2 separate regions of the Homo sapiens genome follow, and region 1 is linked to region 2. A link is a loop called in an ENCODE intact Hi-C map of the cell type or tissue named here. Cell type or tissue: heart right ventricle. All regions are shown on one strand.

Region 1 (8,000 bases), 110 kb after region 2:
ATAAACAAGGTCCAGGCTAAGGTGGTCTCAAATGGAGATGAGGAACTTGTTGGGAACTGGAACAAAGGTGGCTTTTGCTATGTTTTAGCAAAGAGACTGGTGTCATTTTGTCCTGCCCTAGAGATTTGTGGAACTTTGAACTTGAGAGATGATTTAGAGTATCTGGCAGAAGAAATTTCTAAGCAGCAAAGCATTCAAGAGGTAACTTGGGTTCTGTCAAAGGCATTCAGTTTCAAAAGGGAAACAGAGCATAAAAGTTTAGAAAGTTTGCAGCCTGACAATGCAATAGAAAAGAAAATCCCATTTTCTGAGGAGAAATTCAAGCCAGCTGCAGAAGTTTGCTTAAGTAACTAGGAGCCAAAATGTTAATCACCAAGACAATGGGGAAAATGCCTCCAGGGCATGTCAGAGAACTTTGTGGCAGCCCCTCCCACTACAGGCCCTGAAGCCTAGGAGGAAAAAATGGTTTCAAGGGCTGAGCCCAGGGTCCCTGTGCTGTGTACAGCCTAAGGACTTGGTGCCCTGCATCCCAGACACTCCAGCTGTGGCTGAAAGGGGCCAACACAGAGTTCATGCCATGGCTTCAGAGAATGCAAGCCCCAAGACTTGACAGCTTCCACGTGGTTTTGAGCCTGCAAGTACACAGAAGTCAAGAATTGAGGTTTGGGAACCTATGCCTAGATTTCAGAAGATGTATGGAAACACCTGGATGCCCAGGCTGAAGTTTGCTGTAGGGGTGGGGTCCTCATGGAGAACCTCTGCTAGGGCAGTGTGGAAGGAAAATGTGGGGTGAGAGCCCCCACACAGAGTTCCTACTGGGGCACTGCCTAGTGAAGCTGTGAGAAGAGGGCCACTGTCCTCTAGACCTCAGAATGATAGATCCACTGACAACTGTGCTGTGTGCCTGGAAGAGCCAGACACTCAACGCCAGTCTGTGAAAGCAGCCAGGAGGGAGGCTGCACCCTGCAAAGCCACAGGGGCAGAGCTGCCCAAGACCATGGGAACCAATCATGCCTTCCCACCTCTTGCATCAGCATGACCTGGATGTGAGACACGGAGTCAAAGGAGATCATTTTGGAGCTTTAAGATTTGACTGCCTCACTGGATTTCAGACTTGTATGGAGCCTGAGCTCCTTTGTTTTGGTCAATTTCTCCAATTTGGAATGGCTGTATGTACCCAATGCCTGTACCCCCATTATATCTAGGAAGTAACTAACTTGCTTTTGATTTATATAGGCTCATAGGCAGAAGGGACTTGCCTTGTCTCAGAAGAGACTTTGGACTACTGCGTTAATGCTGAAATTAGTTGAGACTTTGGGGGACTGTTGGGAAGACATGATTGGTTTTGAAATGTGAAGATACGAAATTTGAGAGGGACGGGGCCAGAATGATATGGTTTGGCTCTGTGTCCCCAACCAAATCTCATCTTGTGGCTCCCATAATTCCCATATGTTATGGGAGGGACCCAGTGGGAGATGATTGAATCATGGGGGTGGGTCTTTCCCATGCTGCTCTGGTGATGGTTAATGGGTCTTATGAGATCTGATGGTTTTAAGAATGGGAGTTTCTCTGCACAAGCTCTGTTTTCCTGCTGCCATCCACGTAAGATGTGACTTGCTCCTCCTTACCTTCCACCAGGATTGTGAGGCCTCCCCAGCCATGTGGAACTGTAAGTCTGATAAACCTCCTTCTTTTGTAAACTGCCCAGTCTTGGGTATATCTTTATCAGCAGCATGAAAATGGACTAATACAGAGGCCGAGGCAAGAGGACTGCTTGAAGCCATGAGTTCAAGGCCAGCCTGGGCAATATAGCAAGATGTCATCTCTACAAATTTTTTTTTTAAGTTAACTGGGCACAGTAGCAGGTGCTTGTAATCTCAGTAACTTGGTGGGGGACTGAGGCAGGAGAATCACTTAATCCAGGAATTGGAGGCTTCAGTGAGCCATGACTGCACCACTGCCCTCCAGCCTGGGTGATGGGGCAAGAAACTGTCTCAAAAAAACATGGCAATAGAAATGCTACATATGGGCTGGGTATGGTGGCTCATGCCTGTGATCCCAGCACTTTGAGAGGCTGGGGTGGGCAGATCACTTGAGTCCAGGAGTTAGAGACCAGCCTTGGCAATATGATGAAACCCCATTTCTACCAAAAATACAAAAATTAGCCAGGCGTGGGGATGTGCGCCTATAGTCCCAGCCACTTGGGAGACTGAGGTGAGAGGATCGCTTGAGCCTGGGAGGCAGAGGTTGCAGTGAGCCGGGATCATGCCACTACACTCCAGCCTGGGTAACAGAGTGAGATTCCATCTACAAAAAACAAAAACAAAAACAAAAAAAAGCAAGGAAGGAAGGAAGAAAAGGAAAGGAAGGAAAGAGAAATGCTACACATGGCCAGGTGCAGTGGGATTACAGGCATCATGCCTATAATCCTAGCACTTTGGGAGGCCAAGGCGGTGGATGTCTTAAGCCCAGAAGTTTAGGACCAGCCTGGGAAACACAGCGAAACCCCATCTCTACAAAAAATTATCCAGGCGTGGTGACATGCATTTGTAGTCCCAGCTACTTGGGAGGCTGAAGTGGGAGAATCACCTGAGCCTGGGAAGTTGAGGCTGCACTGAGCCATGATCACAACACTGCACTCCAGCCTGGACGACAGAGTGAGAGATCCTGTCTCAAAAATAAAAATAATAAAAAAAAAGAAATGCTACATACTTACTACTTGTAAAATATAATTATTGCCAAATAGGGCTTGATAAACACAGAAAATACATGACAAGATGACACATAGCAATGTCAGCAAAAATAGTGGAGTAAGAACCTCTGAAAATCCTTTCTATAAGGGGAAAGAGAAGGCTGACAAAATCTGGGGCTGTGTATTCAAGAAAAACTGAATCTTGGTAAAACAATAAGCTTTTTGGCATTTCAACTTCTCCTATTCTCATCGCCTCACCCCCTCAAGCTCCATAGTAGCCTTGAACATCAGTAACACATAATCACAGTGAAAACCGGCAGCCCAATAGTCAGTGGGGGCAAGGGGGTGGGGGTGGAGTTTAGAGTCAGAGCTTCTATAAATCTTCATTTTTAGAAAATGTCACCTGTATGGTGTCAGGAAGATCCACTGACAAAATGTCCTCATTTGACCTGATTCAGAATTCACCCAGCCTTTTTTCCAGGGCCAACTGTTGAAAACTATCAGAGGCAACTGTTTAACATCATGATCTCCTGACTTGGTATGTAACAGCTGAAGTAACAATAAGCCAACAAAAAGCTTTAAAAAATCTGGAAAATACTAAAGGAGGCTTTGAAAAGCTGAAGCATATTCTTAAGAATCTAGAAAATATGTGATATGATTTGGCTGTGTCCCCACCCAAATCTCATCTTGAATTGTAGCTCCCATAATTCCCATGTGTTGTGGGAGGGACCCAATAGGAGGTAACTGAATCATGGGGGCGGGTCTTTCTCATGCCGTTCTCATGATAGTGAATAAGTCTCACGAGATCTGATGGTTTTATAAAGGGAGTTCCCCTCCACAAGCCCTTGTCTGCTGCCACATAAGATGTGCCTTTGCTTCCCTTTTGCTTTCCACCATGATTGTGAGGCCTCCTCAGCCATGTGGAACTGTAAGTCCATTAAACCTCTTTCCCTTATAAATTACCCAGTCTCAGGTATGTCTTTATGAGCAGCATGAGAAAGACTAATACAACATGGCACAGGCACAAGGCTAGGTACATGCCCAAAACCACACACCTGCTCAGGGAAGATCTGAGAAGGCCCTAAACTCAGTCTAGCTGACCTTAAGAATGCAAGCAGGAGATAAAAGGCAAGGCAGAGGTATTAATGGCTTGGCTGAGCATTGAAGGCTGGTTAAAAAAATTTGAGCTGGAGCCGGCCATGGTGGCTCATGCCCGTATCCCAGCACTTTGGGAGGCCAACCAGGGCAGATCACTTGAAGTCAGGAGTTCATGACCAGCCTGGCCAATATGGTGAAACGCCATCTCTACTAAAAATAAAAAAATTAGTCGGGCATGGTGGCGAGCACCTGTAATCCCAGCTACTCGGGAGGCTGAGGCAGGACAATCACTTGAACCCGGGAGATGGAGGTTGCAGTGAGCCGAGAAGATCGCACCACTGCACTCCGGTCTGGGCGACAGAGCAAGACTCTACCGCAAAAAAAAAAAAAAAAAAAAAAAAATTGAGCTGGTTAATAAGCAGGACATTATAAAAATCAAAATGTTTAAATGGATGCTCTGACCAATTAATCCAATATTTGAGATTATACTATTGTAGGTCAAAAATCTGGGGGGGAGATTTCTTTTAAATATTGATATGTCAACAAGGAGGTAAATTGGAAAAATGCAAACAAAAAGACATTCCAAGAGCAGTAACAGCCAAAACTAACTCAGTGCATTCATTCAAAGATTTAAGAGAACCTGCTCTAGTTTATACGCTTCTTTGGGAAATCCAGCGTGTTTCTGCATAAGGAGTGCCATCTTTTGTCAAGGAGTAACCAATATCCACTGAAATGCCCAATGTGTAGAACTATTTTTGCCCTTGTGATATTCATACTTCGACCTCAGGGTCATTAATATGTTGTTGGTTTTTATATTCCTTGCCTTTTCATTAGCATTCGTATTAATTTCTAAAGCAATGTGAGGAAAAAGGAACCAGACTGCTTCACCTACTTAATAATTGATTATCAATAACATTTAAAGGAAGATTTTTCTCCCAATGAAATGCAAGTAACTCACCAGAAGAAAAAACCTTAAAAACTACATAAAAGTTTACATTTGCTAGTTTCCATTTCTTAAATGATGTCTTTTCATCCTTTATTATCTAAACAGAAGGAATCAGACAAGCTATCCCTCCAGATTTTCTCTGAACACAAACAAGATGAAACAATTACCATTTTAGACATAATCCCTCTTAATCTCCTTCTCCTTACTACCTTCCCCCAATACCCTTAAGAGATTAAAAAAAAAAAAGAAAACCCTTGAAACATCTATATTATTCTCCATTCTCTCTTTAACTTACTCCAATGAGGACTTCCTCTCCGCACTCCAAAAGACTCTTGTCAAGACTTCCTCAGATTGATAGGTGCACGTCAGTTTACATTTACTACGAATTATCAGACTCTAGTCTTACAATGGGTGGATTTTCTGGTATGTAAATTGTATCTCAATAAAGCTCTTGAATATCTTTAAGAAACACAAATTTAGATCCATAGCATCAACATATTTATAAATGGTATGTTAGTGTACTATTCAACGTTGTAATCACTACAGCAAAGTGTTTGTTTGATATGTCTTAATGTACTTTAAGCATTTAAGAGAATAGATTCCTGGTTTTAATTAAGACTTTAAAAGCATTGAAATTTATATTCAATATTTTTAAAACAGGAGAAATCTAATTTGATTAACTGCTAAATTGATAAATTAATCTGGTAAGTCTATGTAACCAGGTAATTGTTGACGTCGATTGTTAAATAAACTGGGTGTGGTGGCTATGAGACCCTGACTCCATTAAAAAAATTGTTAAAAAATGTGTTATATTAATATAAAAAGACCACTGAAGACCTGTATCTTGCCATTTATAATCCTCATTCAGTCTCTCAGCAGCATCTGACAGTTGATTTTCCTTCTATTCTGTGATTTTATATTTTTGGAGCTGGGGTTTCACTATGTTGCCCAGGCTGGCCTTGACTTTCACGGGGCTGGTGCATGTGTGATATGTTAATGAATGTATAAGGAGGTTCTAGGTGAAACCTAGGTCAAATCCACAGCCATGTTGGGTGCAGTCATTCTTAGCCAGCTTGGTTCACACCCTGGTTTTTCAGGGTCTTATCAGCCCCTAGCTTATCCAGTATTTCTTTTTTTAATTTATTTTTTGAGACGGAGTCTCACTCTATTGCCCAGGCTGGAGTGCAATGGCACAATCTTGGCTCACTGCAACCTCTGCCTCCTGGATTCAAGCAATCCTCCCACCTCAGCCTTCTGAGTAGCTGGGATTACAGGCGCCTGCCACTACACCCCAGCTAATTTTTGTATTTCTAGTAGAAACCGGGTTTCACCATGTTGGCTAGGCTGGTTTCGAACTTCTGACCTCAAGTGATCTGCCTGCCTTGGCCTCCCAAATGCTGAGATTACAGGTGTGAGCAACCACGCCCAGTCTATGCAGCTATTTCAACAGTTTCCTTTTGCTAGTCATGTGAAACTGCTGCCTGGAATTTTCTATTCTCCTGCGACCACCCTGTTATTATTCCTGTCTCAGTTGCATGGGTATTTACATGTGAAAAAAAACCCACCAAGTTGTACACTTAACATCTGTGTACTTACTGTTTTTAAGTTTTACCTCAACATAAAAATGTTTATTATTTAAGAAAAGGTTCAAGGCTTCCAATCCAATTAAAACATGCATTTCTTACTGTAACAAACTAATAAAAGGATCACCGTAGGTTAAACAGCTATTAATCCTGCTGAGAGTTGAGACCCTAGAGCAAAGAAAAAATATTTGCTGAGCATCCATTACTTAGAGCTTATAGTCTGTAGGCCTGGAGTACACAGGTTGTGGGACCCTCCTGGACTCTGCCATTTAGTAGGAGGCAGAACCAGAGTCCAGTGTGAAGTCACTGTGGCCTTATGCACAGAATGGCTTATAAAACAGAAGGAGGGGTCAGAGAAGGATTCTATGGCATTCTGTGCATGATACATGCTATGCATACATTTAAAAAACCCCTAAGTTAAAAGCTGAGCATGAAGTGGACTGACTTCCTTAGTGAGGCTGTGAGTGGATACCATGAGTGTAGTGGATAAGAAAGGCAGAAAGAGGATAAAATTGTGTCTGCTGTTATATACGAATCTCACTTTAAAATGAATTTTTAGAAGATACAACTTTCTATTCTCGGTCATCTTTTTAAACCAACACATACTTGACTGACATAAGCCAAACCAAAGATATTATTTGAAGGATACTTGGAAGATGTCAACATTGAAGAAAATATTCACTTGAAACCTTAAAATAACAAAGTTTAACTTTCTAAAGTCATTCTACAAAAAAAGTCACAAAGCACAAAAGCTATAGCAGTGGTTTATCAAAACTTGAGCATGCTTCAGAATCCCCAGGAAGGCTTGTTAAAACAGAAGTAGCTGGGCCCAACCCCACAGTTTCTGATTAATTAGGTCTGGGGCGGGGTCTGAGAGTTTTTATTTCTAGCAAGTTCCCAAATGGCACTGATGCTGCTGGTGCTCGGACCACTTTGAAAATGCCTGCTACATCTAAACAGGAGCACAACATCTTGGGATTCAACCCATTAAGCAGCACATTTTTAAAGTCCATCTTTAGCTATTTCTCCTAAAAGAAATTGCTTTGCGTGATATCACTATTTAGCAGTTTTACTCAATCCCTTTAATAAATTACTTACGGTAAAAAAATTCATTCCCCTGCAGAGAGAGCCAGGTTTCACTAAGAAAATTATTACCCTGAGTGACGTTTGTAATGTATGAATTTTGGTTGAGTTTCTTTTAATTTTGAAGTTGAGAATTATATAAGAACATGCTTCGCAGGCAAGTTCCATCAAGAAGGTTATAGTACATTATTTTATACATTATTCTCTCTCTCCAATCTGCATGGCTGTTGAGGTTATTCTCATAAACTAACTGGACATATCCCAGGTACAGGTTTGGTTTGACTCAAGCAGTATTTTGGGGTGGGGGGTGCGGTGTGAACCAACACTTAAAAATCAGGTACTTGCACATTAAAATTCACATTTCTATCTACTCTTCGAAGGAAAAAAAATCAGAAAATATGGCAACGTTATTCCCAGTAGTCTGCAAGTAACAATCATCCAGAGTTGGGTTGCAGCTGCTCCACGGAGAGAACTTGAGCTCTAGTTGGCCACAGTCCCTATTTATTTTCTGTTGTCTTCAAGCTAGTCCTTCTCTGCTCATTGATTTATTGGCCTACCCCTATTATCTGGGTACTCAGCATAAGAGGGAACAGTTTCA
Region 2 (8,000 bases):
GATATTCTTGCTGTTGTTATGCTCTCTACGTTTCATAAAGCACTCCAAGTGAGAGGTGACAGCATGCTGGCAGCCCTCGCAGCCCTCGCTCACTCTCAGCGCCTCCTCTGCCTGGGCTCCCACTTTGGCGGCACTTGAGGGGCCCTTCAGCCCACTGCTGCACTGTGGGAGCCCCTTTCTGGGCTGGCCAAGGTTGGAGCTGGCTCCCTCAGCTTGCAGGGAGGTGTGGAGGGAGAGGCGGGAGCAGGAACTGGGGCTGCACGCCACACTTGTGGGCCAGCTGGAGTTCCGGGTGGGCGTGGGCTTGGCAGGCCCCGCACTGGGAGCGGCCGGCTGGCCCTGCCAGCCCCAGGCAATGAGGGGCTTAGCACCCAGGCCAGCGGCTGCAGAGGGTGCGCTGGGTCCCCCAGCAGTGCTGGCCCACTGGTGCTGCGCTCAATTTCTCCCTGGGCCTTAGCTGCCTCCCCGCGGGGCAGGGCTCAGGACCTGCAGCCCACCATGCCTGAGCCTCTGCCTCCCGTGGGCTCCTGTGCAGCCCGAGCCTCCCCAACGAGCACCGCCCCCTGCTCCACGGCGCCCAGTCTCATCCACCACCCAAGGGCTGAGGAGTGCAGACGCACGGCGCAGGACTGGCAGGCAGCTCCACCTGCAGCCCCGGTGCGGGATCCACTGGGTGAAGCCAGCTGGGCTCCTGAGTCTGGTGGGGACTTGGAGAACCTTTATGTCTAGCTAGGGGATTGTAAATACACCAATCGGCACTCTGTATCTAGCTCAAGGTTTGTAAACACACCAATCAGCACCCTGTGTCTAGCTCAGGATTTGGGAATGCACCAATTGACACTCTGTATCTAGCTACTCTGGTGGGGACTTGGAGAACCTTTGTGTCCACACTCTGTATCTAGCTAATCTAGTGGGGACTTGGAGAACTTTTGTGTCTAGCTCAGGGATTGTAAACGCACCAATCAGCTCTCTGTAAAATGGACCAATCAGCTCTCTGTAAAATGGACCAATCAGCAGGATGTGGGTGGGGCCAGGTAAGAGAATAAAAGCAGGCTGCCCGAGCCAGCAATGGCAACCCGCTCAGGTCCCCTTCCACACTATGGAAGCTTTGTTCTTTAGCTCTTTGCAATAAATCTTGCTACTGCTCACTCTTTGGGTCCACACTGCTTTTATGAGCTGTAACACTCACCGTGAAGGTCTGCAGCTTCACTCCTGAAGCCAGCGAGACCACGAACCCACCAGGAGGAACAAATAACTCCAGACGTGCCGCTTTAAGAACTGTTAACACTCACTGCGACGGTCCATGGCTTCATTCTTGAAGTCAGTGAGACCAAGAACCCACCAATTCTGTACACACAAGTACTAATACATTACCTCATTTGATTTCAGAGTTAATCTGAGATGGAACATTAATCCTGTGCAATGACAGAACCAAAGCTCAGAGAGTGGATGTACTGCTGACCTGGTTTTTGGGTTCCCTTGGCCAAGCTGCAGCACCAGGCTCTGGAGCCCTTGACCCAGAGGTGGAACTCGGAGCCTGACAACAGTTTCTTCTACTTCCAGTACTTGGTTCAGGAAGTGAGAAAGGGCCTGGCCCTCAGGGCTGGCCGAAGGAGGGGAGAGGGGTGTGGGGGACCTCTGGGAGGTAGGCTAGTTGGAAAGTTAAGGAGACTCAAGGTCACTGGGTGGGTGAAGCTGAGAGGTGACAGCATGCTGGCAGTCCTCAGAGCCCTCGCTTGCTCTTGGCACCTCCCCTGCCTGGGCTCCCACTTTGGTGGCATTTGAGGAGCCCTTCAGCCCCCCACTGCACTGTGGGAGCCCCTTTCTGGGCTGGCCAAGGCTGGAGCCCACTCCCTCAGCTTGCAGGGAGGTGTGGAGGGAGAGGCACGAGCGGGAACCAGGGCTGCATGCGGCGCTTGCAGGCCAGCTGGAGTTCTGGGTGGGTGTGGGCTTGGTGGGCCCCGCATTCGGAGCAGCCAGCCAGCCCTGCTGGCCCCAGGCAGTGGGGGACTTAGCACCTGGGCCAGTGGCTGCGGAGGGTGTACTGAGTACCCCAGCAGTACCAGCCCACCGGTGCTGTGCTCGATTTCTCGCTGGGCCTTAGCTGCCTTCCCTCGGGGCAGGGCTCAGGACCTGCAGCCCACCATGCCTGAGCCTCCCACCCCCGCCATGGGCTCCTGTGCGGCCGGAGCCTCCCCGACGAGCACCACCCCCTGCTCACGGCGCCCAGTCCCATCGACCGCCCAAGGGCTGAGGAGTGTGAGCGCACAGTACGGGACTGGCAGGCAGCTCCACCTGCAGCCCCAGTGCAGGATCCACTAGGTGAAGCCAGCTGGGCTCCTGAGTCTGGTGGGGACATGGAGAGTCTTTATATCTAGCTCAGGGATTACAAATACACCAATCAGCACCCTGTGTTTAGCTCAAGGTTTGTGAATGCACCAGTCGACACTCTGTATCTAGCTGCTCTGGTGGGGCCTTGGAGAACCTGTGTGTCGAAACTCTGTATCTAACTAATATGATGGGAACATGGAGAACCTTTGTATCTAGCTCAGGGATTGTAAACGCACCAATCAGCGCCCTGACAAAACAGGCCACTCGGCTCTACCAATCAGCAGGATGTGGGTGGGGCCAGATAAGAGAATAAAAGCAGGCTGCCTGAGCCAGCATTGGCAACCCGCTCAGGTCCCCTTCCACGCTGTGGAAGCTTTGTTCTTTTGCTCTTTGCAATAAATCTTGCTACTGCTCACTCTTTGGGTCCACGCTGCTTTTATGAGCTGTAACACTCACCGCGAAGGTCTGCAGCTTCACTCCCGAGCCAGCGAGACCACGAACCCACCAGAAGGAAGAAACTCCGAACACATCTGAACATCAGAAGGGACAGACTCCAGACGCGCCACCTTAAGAGCTGTAACACTCACCGCGAGGGTCCGCGGCTTCATTCTTGAAGTCAGTGAGACCAAGAACCCACCAATTCCGGACACAAAGCCACAGACTCTGGCAAATTATCCAGGGGCACCAAGGCTCCAAATGGCACATTGCTGACCAGTGTAAACATTTATCTTTTAAGCTATCGATTCTACCCCAAGCCTGGAAGTCTGACTGCCAAGAACAGTATGGCCAAAAACACTAGGTGAAAAAGAAAACAGAATCCATTTTTGTTTCATGTTGAGAATGTGCTGTTTTGCAGCATGAAGCCCTGGGAAGAGGATGTAAAGAAAGGACAGTCCTCCAAGGCGAGCCTCTCCCAGCTGACAGCCTGCTTTTACTGTGCTGGATGTGGGCGGCGAGTTGCACAAAGAGCGAGGGGACAGCTTTGGAGATGGGGGGTTGAGGGGGTCAGGACATCCTCCCTGAAGGCCTGACCAGACAAGGCAGCATCTGTATCACTGGGATGGGGGAGGGGGTGGGGAGAAAGAAGACCTCGAATGAGGCCCTTTGGTTCAGTAGCAGTAACTCAGATTTTTTTTTTTTTTTAAACTGGGGCAGGGACAAACTTACAAAGACAAATAAGAGGTAATAACACAAATTATACATTCAAGTATGAATGCAAGGAATTGTTCTGCTTGAGAGCTGGTAGAGATCTATTTCAGGACAGGCAGCCGACTCCTGAGTGCAGGTGGCCTGATGGGCGGGGAAGGTGCCATTCTTGGGCCGGATGAAAGAAAGATGATCCTGAAAGGGGGTAAAGATATATGATTTCAGGCAACTCTGTGTCAGGCACGTACCTTCCTTCTAATTTCTGCAGACACCAGCTGGCTGGGGGAGGGGCAGAAGATGGGCGGGCAGAATAAAGAAAGGATCTCCCTAGTCTTGGAGGAAAACAGGGGAAGCCAGAGGGAGGAAGTTGTTCTGGGTTCAAAGAAATCAACTTAGAAAGCTTCCCTGATAAAAATAGCCATTGGCAAATCCTAGTCTATTTATATCACCCATCCAAGATCACTATCAGGATCCTGGGCTGAATCACAAGACCCAGTAAATAAGTATGGAGCGCTGGCTGCCTGATTTATGGGAAGATATTTAAACACCACTGGAGCAACTGAGTCAGGGAAAATTTGAGTGCTGGCACCAAACGGTACATTTACAAGTGGCTCTCACTTTACAGAAATAGATAGGTTCCTGAAAAGTTGGCTATAAAATGAATTCAATTAACAGAATCATATTTTCCTAGTGAATCACATCTTAAAATTAGAGATAGATTGGGGGAGGGGTGGCCAAAAAAAACCAACCACACCAAACAACTGTGCCTCTGAGACTAAATAAAAATCACTCTTCATTCAGCAAACTCTAAAACGTCACTTACTTAAAAGGCCATTATAAACGCTCATAAAATACAAACAATTTGTCAGCAAACATGTCTATGTCTGTGACATACAAGGAGTTGCACCAGGCTTTGTGGAGGCTTATAAGACACAAGTGGCTGGCCATCAGGAGCTCACAATTTGGCACTTAAAAAAAAAAAAAACCACACTGAAATTCATGTTGCATCAGAAAAAAAACAGCTCCCTGGATGTAGACAAATGTGCATGCATGAGGGCCTGCCTGGCCCTTTAAGTGTTATCTGGGCCGGGAACAGCTCGGCTCCCTCCTGCCGGCAGCAGCCAACCAAGTTGGCCTCTAAGTACTGCTTTTCAAACTCTATGTTTATAAGCTAAAAGCTGTTGGCCATGTGGCGCTGCGTCATAATTGCTTATTTATTTAACTAACTTGGAAAGAAAAAAAACCAACCCATGACCTGGGTGTTTTAATAAAATAAGAAGAGTTAAGGTACTTAAAGCTCTCTGAAAAGTTAAAGGCCTGCACAACCCAAGGGGGTTGTTATTTTAAAGTTTAAAGGGCATTTGCTCAAGGGATCTGTTTGTTTGGAAAAAGTCTGTCTCCTTCTACTTATGCTCTCTTGCACATAGAATATTGGTCATTGGTAACAGGAGCAGAGATCTAATTTGTTATTAATTTGTTATTAGTTTTGTAAGTGCAGATCACGTTGTACCGAGTTTGCTTTAAGCAAGAGACAAACACACTTCAGAAGCCAACACTTGTGAAGTGTTGGCTCTGTCAGCAACTACAGGCACAGAACTGAGGATTATTAGTTCAAAATAGGCTACATAGGGCTGTGCATGGTAGCTGACACCTGTAATCTCAGCGCTTTGGGAAAGCAAGATAGGAGGATCACTTGAGCCCAAGAGTTGGAGACCAGCCTGGGCAAGATGGTGAGACACTGTCTCTATTACAAGAAAATAATAATAATATTAGCAGGCATGGTGGTACACCAGCTACTTCGGAAGCTGAAGCAGGAGGATCACCTGAGCCCAGGAATTTGTGGTAGGCAGTGAGCTATGATCAGGCCACTGCATTCCAGCCTGGGCCACAGAGCAAGACTCTGTCTCTTATTTAAAAAATAAAGCTATATCCCTTAGACCAAGCTTGTCTAACGCATGTGGCCCAGGATGGCTTTGAATGCAGCCCAACACAAATTTGTAAACTTTCTTAAAACAGTATGAATTTTTTCTTTTTTTTTTTTTTTAAGCTCATCAGCTATCGTTAGTGTATTTTATGTGCGGCCCAAGGTAATTATTCTTCCAACGTGGCTCAGGGAAGCCAAAAGATTGGACACCCCCCCACCTTAGACACTGTGTGCCTCACGAACTGGCACCACCATAGGGGCCTGTCCATAGCTAGTAAGAGTGAAATGCTTCCTGTTGACATCTGCTGTAGACCTGAAGGTATACAAAGTGTCGGAGAGTAAACAGCACATTTTTGAAAAAACACTTTTGTTTTAATTCCATAGAGATGAGCCAAGCTGTGGTAGAGGCTGTTGTTTATCCTACTAGCCATTCTTCCCTTCTTCCTTTTACTGATGGAACTCTCCCAGTTTTGTTTTGTTTTTTGTTTTTTTGTTTTTTTTTTAATTACCAGCAAGGTTCAGGGTTGCCCAACTACAGACTGTGTTTCCCAGCATGCCTTACACCCCATGTGACTAATGTTGGCCAATGAGATGGGATGTGAGCAACTGCCAGGTCCAGTCCTTTAAGCAGGAAATGGTTGCCTTCCATTTCCTCTCTTCCTTCCCACATCTAGAGTGTGGACTTAAAATTGCTGGGCTAGCTTTAATAATTCCCAGCAGGGCTTCTTAACCCTGGGGTCCTCAGACCCTCAAGGAGTCCATGAATAGAATTCACTGGTCTTTAAATTTGGAAGGACAAACAAAAACAAAAACAAAAACAAAAAACACCCATAACTTTAGCATTTCCTTCACTTATAATGGAGGGAACAAACCACATTATTAGCAGTGTCCATGACTCTGTCAATAACAGAAATTATAGGTATTTTCATATCACATTATACTTATGGATTGTCTTGAAATATCACAAATACTCATCACTACTTTGGAATTACAAAAATAGCCTTTAGAATTGACACTAGATCATTATTTGATGTATTAATAAAGTACATATTACTATGTCATAAATTTTGGGTTTTTAAAATACTTTGATAATTGTATTTCAACATAATTAATTTCCTTTGTAACTCTGTGTTTTATTTTACACATTTAAACAAAATTTTTATTTATTTATTTTGAGATGGAGTCTCACTCTGTCTCCCAGGCTGGAGTGCAGTGGTGTGATCTTAGCTCACTGAAACTTCCGCCTCCTGGGTTCAAGCGATTCTCCTGCCTCAGCCTCCTGAGTAGCTGGCACTACAGGTGCGTGCCACCTCACCTGGCTAATTTTTGTATTTTTAGTAGAGGCGGGGTTTCACTATGTTGGGCCTGGCTGTTCTCAAACTCCTGATCTCAAGTGATCTGCCTGCCTCAGCCTCCCAAAGTGCTGGGATTACAGGCATGAGCCACTGCGCCCAGCCTGATTTTGCACATTTAAAAGCATTAGTCTGTGAAGTGGTCCCTAGCCTTTGTCACTCTGTAAAGTGATCCATGGCACAAAAAATGCTATGAATCCTTACCTAGGGAATGGCAGAGCAATAATATTTAGGGAACTCAGGCCTGTGGATGACCTTGTACAGCAGAGCACCCATCAAGTTCTAGACCACTCCTCTAGACCAGGGCTGCCCAACTAAACTTTCTGTGATGATGGAAGCATTTTTTTGCTTTGTTTTGTTTTCAGACAGAGTCTCGCTCTGCCACTCGGGCTGGAGTGCAGTGGCACAATCTCAGCTCACCACAACCTCTGCCTCCTGGGTTCAAGTGATTGTCCTGCCTCAGCCTCCTGAGTAGCTGGGATTACAGGCACCTGCCACCACTCCCAGCTAATTTTTGGGTTTTTTTTTTTTTTTTTTTTTTTTTTTTTTGTAGAGATGGGGTTTCACCATGTTGACCAGGCTGGTCTCAAACTCCTGACCTCAAGTGATCTGCCCACCTTGGCCTCCCAAAGTGCTGATACGCATAAGCACATAGGATGACCACACCCAACCAATGATGGAAATGTTTTATCTGTGCTGTCCAATACAGTAACCTCTAGCCAAGAGGCTACTAAGCACTTGAAATGCGGCCAGTGCAACTGAGGCAGTTAACTTTTTATTTTGCTCGAATTACATTTAAATAATCAAATGTGCTTAGTGGCCACCGCACTGGATGGTGCAGCTCTAGACTGTTACATGGAGAAACAAATTTCTACCATGTTTAAACTGTGATATTCTGGGGTCTATTATAGTACCTTAGCCTATACCTTAACTAATACACAAACGTACCTGGACTCAGTAATAATAAATGTACTAGGGAAAGAAGGCACATTTACAGAGAGACCAACTCAAAAAATACACAAACTCACTAACTGAAAGCAAGATTTATACAGAAATGTTCTATTTACAAAGCATTCCCATATATGAATACATGACTTTACGTGATACTCATAATGCCCCTGTGACTGTGACTGCCTTGATCTTGCTCTCAAAGGGGCTTAGTGACTTTACTAATCATGAAGATGGTGGAGCCAGGGGTCAATTCCAGATGTTACCACTGCACTGTGTACCTTTCAGCTCTCTGAATG

The links. Peaks named below come from ENCODE experiments on the same cell type or tissue, not always from the same donor. Only the 100,000 strongest peaks of a DNase experiment are listed, where the experiment ranks them.
Region 1: it touches region 2 in a loop (2.0-fold over the local background); 2 of 110 quality-filtered maps call a loop at or near these places.

Annotation. Positions count from the first base shown.
Region 1 is chr3:11,400,318-11,408,317 of GRCh38, reverse strand. The region is part of intron 19 of ATG7 (autophagy related 7); the gene reads right to left. Among named protein-coding and RNA genes, the nearest start is that of ATG7, 130 kb to the right of the region's middle. In heart right ventricle, no CTCF peak of the experiment used is centred here; no DNase peak of the experiment used is centred here.
Region 2 is chr3:11,505,857-11,513,856 of GRCh38, reverse strand. All of the region lies in intron 20 of ATG7 (autophagy related 7), which reads right to left. Among named protein-coding and RNA genes, the nearest start is that of VGLL4, 130 kb to the left of the region's middle. In heart right ventricle, a CTCF peak has its summit at 4,600; DNase peaks (open chromatin) are centred at 3,766 and 4,596; H3K4me3 peaks cover 491 bases; H3K27ac peaks cover 3,964 bases.